Linked DNA regions of Homo sapiens: region 1 is linked to region 2. The links are chromatin loops, found by intact Hi-C in ENCODE. Cell type or tissue: GM12878. All regions are shown on one strand. Links, peaks and the distances in the headings refer to the core of each region. The heading gives the core; the rest is flanking DNA.

Evidence for each region. Peaks named below come from ENCODE experiments on the same cell type or tissue, not always from the same donor. Only the 100,000 strongest peaks of a DNase experiment are listed, where the experiment ranks them.
Region 1: a loop joins it to region 2, with 6 times the contacts of the local background. A loop is called at or near these places in 4 of 110 quality-filtered maps.

The regions. Positions count from the first base shown.
Region 1 is chrX:115,945,323-115,950,701 of GRCh38, reverse strand. All of the region lies in intron 1 of DANT2 (DXZ4 associated non-coding transcript 2, distal), which reads left to right. Among named protein-coding and RNA genes, the nearest start is that of DANT2, 21 kb to the left of the region's middle. In GM12878, for the core only: CTCF peaks have their summits at 472 and 2,454 (motif pointing right); DNase peaks (open chromatin) are centred at 506 and 2,481.
Region 2 is chrX:115,328,066-115,333,444 of GRCh38, reverse strand. No RefSeq gene overlaps it. Among named protein-coding and RNA genes, the nearest start is that of LUZP4, 41 kb to the right of the region's middle. In GM12878, for the core only: a CTCF peak has its summit at 2,710 (motif pointing left); a DNase peak (open chromatin) is centred at 2,704.

The sequences.
Region 1 (5,379 bases), core at 189-5,188, 620 kb before region 2:
GGTTCACCTGAAGTTTGAGGCCAAACCCCCAGCGGTCAGTGGGACGCCAGTCGCCTTTGACCTCTTGGTCAAGCTGGCCTTGCAGTGACCCATGAGAATGCCCAAGTGCCAATGTGTCCCGGGGGGCAGGGCCAGGGCTGGGATCCTACTGTGTGCCCAGTCTCCTTCTCTTCCCTGTGGGTTCCAGCATCCTCCCATCCTAAGGGTATCGTTAGGGATGCGGTTAGGTTGGGTCCATCCCCAGAGTGGTCCAAGGGGACCGCTTTCTGGTTTGTCATGAAGGCAGGCTAGTAGAAGGATCCCGCCGAGTCCCATCTGCCAAGGACAGGGCCCTGCAGGTGGGCCAGAGCTGGCCTAAAGTGGCCGAGATGGTGATTGGTTGTGTTCGGAGCACGGTTGGTGTTTTTTCCTCTGCAAAGGGTGGAGGGAGTGGACCTGGGGGAAGGGCAGGTGGGCATTTCTGGAGCAATACTGCCATCAAGAGGAACTCGCTTGGCAATCCTGTGCACCCTTCCCTGTACTTGCCTGAGGAGGAGTGGCTTGGGATGCTGTGGGGGACCAGGCAGGACTGTGGCCTTTGCCTGCAGGAATCCGAGCTCCCTGGAGGCCTGAATGAAGTGGGGCTATGGAAGCTTCAGATATAGGTGCCAGTATAAGTTGGCCAGCCAGGATGCCTGGCATTTCTCATACAGGAAGCCATGGCTTGGGAGCCTGGTGGTGGCCATGATATGGGTGGGACTAGCAGCTCAGGACTTTTCACAAAGCCTGTGGCCATTGTTCTTCCTCCCTCTTTGCTGCCTGCAGTACCAAGTCTTACGGTTGCTGCCACCGTAGCAGAGACCTGTCCTCCGTGTTGCAGGTTCTACCTCCCACAAGGAACATGCATTTAGTTGGCTGCCTTTGCAGACTTCTTTTTTACAGATTGACTTTTCCAAGAGTCGGGGACATTTAGGCAATCCGCAAGAGTGGAAGTTACTTTCCTTTAACCCCTGCCTTTTGAAGTCTCCATGTGTGCTTGCTGTGGTCGCTGAGACTCAAAGTTTAGGACCCCCTTCATGTATCTCTCATTTTTGGGTTCAGTTGCCTCCTGTTTTCCAACTGCATTTTGTGTGTGTGTGTGCCCAGCCCCAGTGTTCTTCTTCCCCATTTTGCCCAGATCCACCCACCCCCACCTATCCTCCAAACCCCTGTTAATCAGGCGTGCCTTGCTAGGAAGGAGGTGCATGCTCATTGGCACATAGCCTTTTTCTGTAGTTTCTGCCTCTCTCCAGAGGCCATTTCTGGAAAGCCTGTAGGGTGGGTTGTGCCCTTTCTTAGCTCCTGCCTTCCTGGGGATTTGCTTCCCGGTCAGCACTTTCCCAAAGGTCAAGTAGGACATCTCAAAGCCCAGCAGTTCACCCTTTTTATTTGAAACCTACCAGATGGGTGCTGAAATCCTCTGCTTGCTATGCTTTATTTTTCATGTGTGAATTTTCCTAAGTGTATGTAGGCAGAATATTTGGGGGCCAACCAGCCTTATCTTTGCCAAGCCCTGAGGTCAAATCCAGACCTAGAAAATCTGACGGGTCCGCAGCTTTGAGATTGGTTGTCTGAGCATGCTCCTTCAGCCTTAGTCAATGCAATGGGAAAGCTAAGCCCACGGACCATGCAACCCCATGTGTGTTGATTTAGGTATCTTCCAAGAGGAGCCAAAATGGATGTTACCCCTGGAGACCAGGAAATCAGGCAATCCTGGAATATTCCCAAACTGAAATGAATTCTCAATGTAGAATCAGTTCTACTCACTCTGTAGGATGATGTCCTGCTCAATTGATATATAACCAGTGGGTACTGGCACTCTCTGCACTAGTGAGAAAATGGAAAGAATGGCATCCTGTGGCACGCTTAACCCAGCCTTTCTTTGAGGGGAGAGATAAGAAACCAGAAAAAAAACTTGAAATGCACCACACTTGAATTACTCTTTCTTATCTCATTGTAGTACCCAGCAATCAGGAAATTATTTTCTTTATGGGCTGCACCTGGCAATGTGGCTGTTCTTCCTTCTCTTTTTCTTTGTCTGGGTCCTCCAGATGGGACATTGGTTCTCAGGTTTCCCACATCCCTGAGACCTTCAGGGCAGTTCCCCCTTTATTCCCCTGAACTTACATCTACACCAAGAGCAAAGATCCATAGTCTGAATGCTCTCCAGTATCGCAGGTGTCTAAACATGGCAGCCAATGAGACCTGGCTTCTACCACCTCCCGAGCTTGGCAGGCCTGACAAGCCAGGGTTCCTTAGTGGGTGAGCCTGGCTCCCTTGCTTTCACACTGACTCTGGAGGTACCCAGTCAGGTGCACACATCCAGCCCCAGAATTTTCTGAGTGCCCCAAACCCACCCTTTCTCCTATAAGAAACCTTACCCTCCAGATACATGGAGAAGGGCTGGAATCCATGCTCAAAGAGCTTCCGCTTGATGGCACTGTTGCTCCAGAAATGCCAATCAACCTGGCCTGTCATACCTTACCCTCTACCCTTTGTGGATGAAAAAATGCCAAGGAAGGCCCAAAACTAATCCAATCACTGGAAGTGGGGCTTAATCTGTTGGGAGAAGGGGTTTTCTTCTTCTCAGGCCCTCAGTGAGAAATATGTCTGTGTGCAAACATTCATCAAAAAGAATAGATGTACTTGTTTTTCTACATCATCTCCTTATGAGCTTTAAGTTTGAATTTTTTATAAAGGGGTTCCTAGTTTTCTGAGCACATTTGTGAGTGTTATAAGGATCATCTTGAGTAGATTTTTGTTTGTTTTTATATTTAGAGACACGTCTTGCTATGTTGCCCAGGCTGGTCTCAAATTCCTGGGCTCAACTGATCCTCCCACCTCAGTCTCTCAAAGTGCTGGGATTACAGGATTGAGCCACCACACCAAACTTGGGTAAAATTCTTTCATGGGGGTACTGACTCATAGCTTGAGGTGGAATTAGTACCTAGATTTTCCCTCTTATTATGGAGTCACTGGCTGTCTTCTGTACTGATGGAGCCAGGCCAAGCCCAAGGGAGCCCAGCAAAACAACCTCATCCAGTATACTGGCTCAGGAGGCCCAAGAGGGAGTAGTAAGCCATTGTGGGAGCAGCAGAAATTGGCAGGGGCCATGTAAATTGTGAAGACTGGGGAAATGATGCCTTGGCTTACCTCCAGGGGTCTCAGGTAGGCAGTCCCCCATTGGGTGCTCCAGATTGGGGTTCCGTGGGTCAGAAGGAAGGCCCAGTGGTTCCACACAGGCAGGTGACCATGGTGGGGGCCTTTGGTTCTGCAGCCCCTTCAAGGAAGCTCTACATGAAAGTGTGGGTCTTCTCTCCCTGCAGCACCCCCACATTCACTCATTTGTGCATTCATACATGCATGTATACATGCAAACACACATGCCTCTACTTTCTTCCTTAATTGTGTATCTATGTGTGTTTTCTTCTTTTTCTCTTCCTTTCTCCCATAACCACCTTGGAGATGCCACTGTGGATAGAGATTCCTCCCAATTAAGTGGTAGCCCTTAACACTGCATGATGGACACTCCCAAGTTTCCCCTCTGCCTTCTATTCATCCTCCTGACTCTGCCTACAGTGAGAATTGTGTCATTTTTCCTTGTGTGTATGTTTTTAGTGTCCAGTGTGAATAAAGGCAAATGCAGAGGTATGTCTGCCTTTGACTTTCTCTTTGACACCAAGATGCTTACATGTGATAGACTCTCTTATAATTTGTGGCTTTCACAAAACACCTCCACTGGACTTTGCATCTCTGTGCAGAGTCAACATACTCCCAGATTCTTTTCATTTCCCCTCTGTTATTTTATTTATGCATGATGGAGAAAACACACTTGTGAAGAAATTTATTTCTCCATACCCACACAAGTACACAGACCAAGAAGGAAGCTCTGTGAGGATAGATGCCAAGACATGATGGTTGTGATTCCCCCACAGGAATGAGAGAAGTCAGAGGTATCCTCTGGTTTCATATGGGACTGTTCATGGAAAGCTGCCTCTTTATGACAGCCTCAAATTACATTTGTGGGATTTTTCAATAAATAATTAGGGTTGATTTTAATGTTATACTTTCTTCAGAAATCACGGTTGATCCAAGAGCTGATATCCTAGCCTGAAAGCACTCTCTCAGTTGGCTGGGTGGGTTGAATATATACACTGCCACCTTTTGGCTATCACTTTGACAATCAGCCCAAAATCCAGTGAAGGATAGTTGGCTATCTTGTTGCAGGGCACACAGAGTGAACAGAAAAAGAGGATACCTCTGCGATCCCGGGTCATCTCCAGATGCTAGGGTTATGGGTGAGTGCTCTTTATCCTTCTGAATCCTCTTCCTTATCCTTTTCAAAAAGTCTGTTTTGGCCAGGCGCGGTGGCTCACGCCTGTGGTCCTGGCACTTTGGGAGGCCGAGGCGGGCTGATCCCATGAGGTCAGGAGTTCCGGACCAGCCTGGTCAGCACGGCGAGACCCCATCTCTGCTGGAAATGCAAAAATTGGCTGGGTGTGGTGCCAAGTGCCTGTGGTCCCAGCTGCTTGAGGGGCTGAGGCAGGAGAATCGCTTGAACCCGGGAGGCGGAGGTTGCAGTGAGCTGAGATCGTGCCACTGCGCCCCAGCCTGGGCGACAGAGCAAGACTCTGTCATAAATAAATAAATAAACAAAACAAAACATCATAACATATAGAAAAAATTTTCAAACAATACAAATTGACACTTGACTGATTCCCAGAGAGTGAAGGCAGTGTGGCATAGCAGAAAGAGCGAGGTCTGAAGTCAAATCGTATGGGTTTAAAACTTGGCTTTGCCTGATATGATCTGTAAAGTGTAGGCAAATCTGTTGACTTCTTTGGGTCTCAGTTTATCATCTACAAAATAGGCTTAACAATTATTTTCATGATTGCTGGGAGGACTAGATAGGATGATATATGTGAAAGTTCTTAGTAGGTACAGAAATTATACTAAAAAAGACAAACAAATCCACATGCTATAATGCAGTGTGGACTATCTTTGGTAACCCACATGTCAAAGGTAGTCTTAAACTGCTCTGGTTTGGTAAATGTTGGCGTAAACTAGAAGTCAGAGACTATGGGATCCACCCTTATCTGCTCTCGAGCTTTGGTTTACAATGAGCTCAAGTGTGGGGATTGTGTCAAATGATTCCTGGAATCCCATACATTTGTAAAATTCTATGAATTTGTGAAGTCTGCAAAATGTGAATCTGAGGTGTATGTACTGTAGAGCAACTATTAGACCATTTATCACATTATATATAGATAGACAGATATATCTATATATAATTTTTTTTTTAGGCAGAGTCTTGCTCTGTCACCCAGGCTGGAGTGCGGTCTCGGCTCACTGCAACCTCCG
Region 2 (5,379 bases), core at 172-5,171:
AGTATTATTCATAACAACTAAAAAGAGGAAACAGTCCAAATGTCCATCAATTAATGAATGGACAAACAAAAGTGGTATATTCATACAATGGAACATTATTCAGCCGTAAAAAGGAATGAAGTACTGATACATGCTACAAAGTGGATGAACTTTAGAAACGTCACACTAGGTGAAAGAAGTCAGGAACAAAAGGGCACACGATTCCACTTATATGAAATATCCAGAATAGGAAGATCCAGAGAAATGAAAAGTAGAATGGTTGTTACCAGAGCCTGAAAGGAGGATGAATGGGGAGTAACTTCTTAATTGGTGTGGGGTTTTATTTTGTAGTGATTGATGGAAATGTTTTGGAACAAGATGTGCGCCACTGAGTTGTTTACTTTAAAATGGTTAATTTTAGCTCAAGGAGCCAGTTGGAACCGGCTCCAGCACACCACTGCCTGAAGATTTTGCCCTCTTAAGTCAGAAAGATCTTACTGTTTATGCCTTATGATAGTCACATGCCACCACTGAGAAAATGAGTACCGAAATGACTAGCACTTTGAATGGGAAGGGGGCGAACTCCTGGAGGGCAAAAATTCAATATCTCAAATATATTATCCTATCACCTCTCTGTCTACCTCTCTATCTACCTTCTTACTCACCTTTATTGAATACTGAATTTTCCCAACAGTTTTATTTATGGGGAGATTGAGAACTAGAAATAACTAAGATCATACACGTCTAGGAAGTGGCAGAGGTGGGATTTAAACTTTGGTCCACCTCAGTCTGTGTTCTTACATTTAAATGGAAGCCTCGGGGAGCCATGGGAGTGGTACATAGCCATGTTCCTTGGGTACCCTTAAGCTATGGGGAAACTGCAACACTAAGTATGGCTGCTTCCTAAAGACTTCAGTCCCAGTTCAGAACTGGTGGCTTTGGAGCATTCTGAGGAACTGTGGGGCCGTGGAACTGCCTAGCTGTCAGAAATGATTTAGTCAGAACCATGGGGCTCTACCTGATCTGAGGCTTCTTTTGCCATCCCTTTCAGAAAATCCAAAGAGGAATTTAAATATTTGGGGGTTTTCGTAGGGAGCTGAGATGCATATTGCTTCCAGGTACCTTTAGGGCCATCGTTCCTAAAGACCTCACTTACCAGATGAAGAAACAAGCTTATAGAGGGGAAATGACTTCCCTAAGATCACACAGCTGATTCAGTCAAGCATCACCAGTAGATGAAGAAGTAACTGGAAGAAATTTGTCCTCATCCTCAACCTCTCCATTTTCCATTCCATCTTTTTTAATGTTCCTTCCTTGGTATCTCAATAAGATATACTCTTAAAAAAACTTTATTATATTTATTATATAATTTCATATACTGTATATTATTTATTTATAAATTTCTTGTTTTTTTCTTTTTCTTTTTTTTTTTTTTTTTTGAGGCAGGGTGTCACTCCATAACTCAGGCTGTAGTGCAGTGGCATGATCTCGGCTCACTGCAGCCTCTGCCTCCCTGGCTCAAGCAATCCTCCCATCTCAGCCTCCCGAGTACCTGGGACTGCGGCTGCCTCATCATGCCCAGCTAATATTTATTTATAAATTATACATAATTTATATATTTTGCTGAATGGGTGATTGATTTCTAAAATATTTTAAAGCGAGCCCCAGACAGCGTACTATTGCAAGGTATATATTCATAAAAAAAAGCAGTATGATATATATAATAGCAGAACCTAAATAAACATAAAGCCTACAGTGGGCTGAAGGTAGGAGACCTAGGCCTTGTTTCATTTAGCTCTGCCACTAAGTAGCTATCTAATCATGGGAAAGTTGTTTAAGCCCTTAGTCCCAGATTTATTTCCTTAAAATCAAAATAAAACTATATTTTATTACGATTTACGACACTAAAATTCTATGACAACTCATGGCCAGACACGGTGGCTTACGCCTGTAATCCCAGCACTTTGGGAGGCCAAGGTGGGCAGATCCACTGAGGTCAGGAGTTCAAGACCAGCCTGGCCAGCATGGTGAAACCTCGTCTCTACTAAAAATGCAAAAATTAGCCTCGTGCTGTGGCACGAGCCTGTAGTCCCAGCTACTTGGGAGGCTGAGGCACAAGAATCGCTTGAACCCGGGAGGTGGAGGTTGCAGTGAGCCGAGATCATGCCACTGCACTCCAGCCTGGGGGACAGAGCAAGACCTTGTCTCAAAAACAAAACAAAACACAAAAACCTATAACAATTCAAATTCCCTGAGGGATATTTGAATTTAAAAAGCGAACAGGCGTTTAAAGTTCCCTGGTTACTTATCTGGTAAAGGAAAGTGATTTGGGGGAGCATTAGTTATAGCTGTGGCGATGGGAGAAGAATTGTTCAGAGGTCTTAAAGTTACGCTTTTCGCGCAGATGCCAAAACGTTTCCAAAGAAGGCTGGTCTTGACTACCACAGCTGCCAGGTGTGGTTCTGAGAAATGCAAAATTATGCCATAACTCCTCTTTACTAGTAGACTTTCAGGATTAGTTGTTTGAATACCCTGAAGATCAACTGTCCGAATTAAATTGAGAAACTGGTTTAAGGATAAAATATTTTCCACCTTCAAACGAATATCTATTTTCTGAAGTAGCCCAAAACTCCACAATTTGTTTAACCATAAGAGTTTTCTTTTTTCCTTTATTTTACTGCGGTTTGTGAGAAGTTAACGAAAGGCCAGTTTTTGGAAGTTGAATGCTGCCATCTGGTGGTTGACAGGCAGCAGTGAGCTGGAGTAGGGAAATCTTTCCGCCAGACCCGTGGCAGAAAACAAACTAACAAAAAAACCCGCAGGACTAAAGGCGTAAGATGTAGGGCCGGACACGGTGGCCACGCCTGTAATCCCAACACTTTGGGAGGCCTATGTGGGAGGATTACCTGAGGCAAGAGTTCCGGACCAGCTGGGCAACACAGTGAGACCCCCCCGCCCACCTCCCCCTCCCCCCGCCATCTCTTAAAGAAAAAAAAAAGCATGAGATGTACAAATCAAAAAGCAACTTAAATGCTTTTTATTTTACCCACAAATGTGTTTATTTTTTCTAATATAAGTAAAATATGATTATTTCAGGAATTTATAAAATATGTTAAAGTACATGTGGGGAAATACAAATTTCCTACAGTTCTTAAATTCTAATGCATTTTGGTGCATTTTTTCCAATCTTTGCTTATTGCATTCTTTGCAATATCCCGAGTGTCATTAAAAATTCAATTTTTTGCCGGGCGCAGTGGCTCACGCCTGTAACCCCAGCACTTTGGGAGGCCGAGGTGGGCGGATCACGAGGTCAGGAGTTCGAGACCAGCCTGGCCAATATGGTGAAACCCCGTCTCTACTAAAAATACAAAAATTAGCCGGGCGTGGTGGTGGGCGCCTGTAATCTCAGCTACTCGGGAAGCTGGGGCAGGAGAATCGTCTGAACCAGGGAGGCAGAGGTTGCAGTGAACCGAGATTGCGCCATTGCACTCCAGCCTGGGTGACGGGCAAGCCTCTGTCTCAGAGAAAAAAAAAAATCAATTTTTTTCATAACTCTGACTTTCATCCAAAAATATTTCTTGAGCACCTTATATATACCAAGTACTTCGTTAGGCACTAGAGATAAAATAACAAAGGAAAAAATCTAGAAAGTCCCTGTCCTCACAGAGCTTGCATTCGGGGTCAAGAGCAACAATAAACAAATAAAGACATAATTAAAGGTTAAATCATGAGAAATGCTATGAAGAAAAATAAGGCATAACAAAAGGAAATAAAATGATTACAGAGCTACTTCAGATAGGGTGGTCATGAAAGGCCCCTCTGAGGTAGTGTAATAAGTAACATTTGAGCAGCATTCTGAATGACCAGAAGGAGAAAGCCATGTAAATGTGTAGGGGAAGAGTCCCATAGGGCAGGGGTCCCCAACCCCCAGGCCACAGACCGGTATCTGTCCAGGTCGCACAGCAGGAGGTGAGAGGAGGCTGAGCTTCATCTGTATTTACAGCTGCTCCCCATCACTGGCATTACCGCCTGAGCTCCACCTCCTGTCAGATCAGTGGCAGCATTAGATTCTCATAGGAGCGTGAACCCTATTGTGAACTGTGCATGCAAGGGATCTAGGTTGCAAAATCCTTGTGAGAATCTAATGCTTGATGATCTGTCATTGTCTCCCATCACCTCCATCCAGATGGGACCGTCTCGTTGCAGGAAAACAAGTTCAGGGCTCCCACTGATTCTACATTAAATTGTATATTTCATTATATATTACATTCATTATATTCATTCAGTATATTCATTATATATTACAATGTAATAATAATATAAATAACGTGCACAATAAATGTAATGCACTTGAATCATCCCGAAACCATCCCCCCTGCCCACACCCAATCCATGATAAAATTGTCTTCCACAAAACCTATCTTTAGTGCCAAAAAGGTTGGGGACCTCTGCCCTAGGTGTGAAAAGTGTTCTAAGAGGAAAGGGAAGTGCAAATGCTCTGAGGCAGGAGCATGCTTACTGTATTAGTGGCATAGTAAGGAAGCTGGTGTGGCTGGGAAGGTGTGTGGGAGATAAAAACAGGAAGGAAATAAAATAGGAGAGCACAGCCAGAGATCAAACCACAACAGGGCCAAACCATGTACAAACTTTATTTTCCCCCACTTAAATCCATTTAACATAACAGAGCTCCATCTTGAAGGATGGGCAGGATCCACAGTCAGCAAAGGCGGGAAAGAACATCCCAGAAAGAGACCAATGATGAAGCAAAGGCGTGAGTGCTTTTAAGGTTAAGAGTATGAGCTCTGGGACTTGAGAGAGATCTCCCAACTCTGCCACTTCTGGTTGTACCATGATTCCCTTTTCCCGAACCAATAAATACAGTGTAATCTGTTAGTACATCATAGGCCCTATCTCTAGGAACCCTAAGATCAGACGAAGATGGCTACACTGATAGAGTGGTAATGATCCAGCCAAGCAGAGGGTCACCCAACATCCACTATTATTATTGGATAGAGTATTAGAGTGGGGATATAGTAGACAGGAGAGAGGGAGGGAGTTTGGCACATTAAAAAGTAAGAAGCAGAAAGACTGATGGATGGAGAGATGGAGACAAGGGGTAAGCACTATAATTTCACCTGATCTTGGGCAGGAGTTTTAACTACCACTAAGAAGTAAGATCCCGCATAATCTCAAATTTTAGTATACATCAAAATTTTCTGGAGGGTTTGTTAAAACACAGATTTCTGGGACCCACACCCAGAGGTTTTGATTCAATAGGTCTGAGGTGAAGCCTGAGAATTTGCAGGTTCCCAGGTGAGGCTGAGAATGCTGGTTTGAAGACCACACACAGAAAATTCATGCTATGATTGGTGCCAAATGAGGCAAAAATGGAAAGTTCAG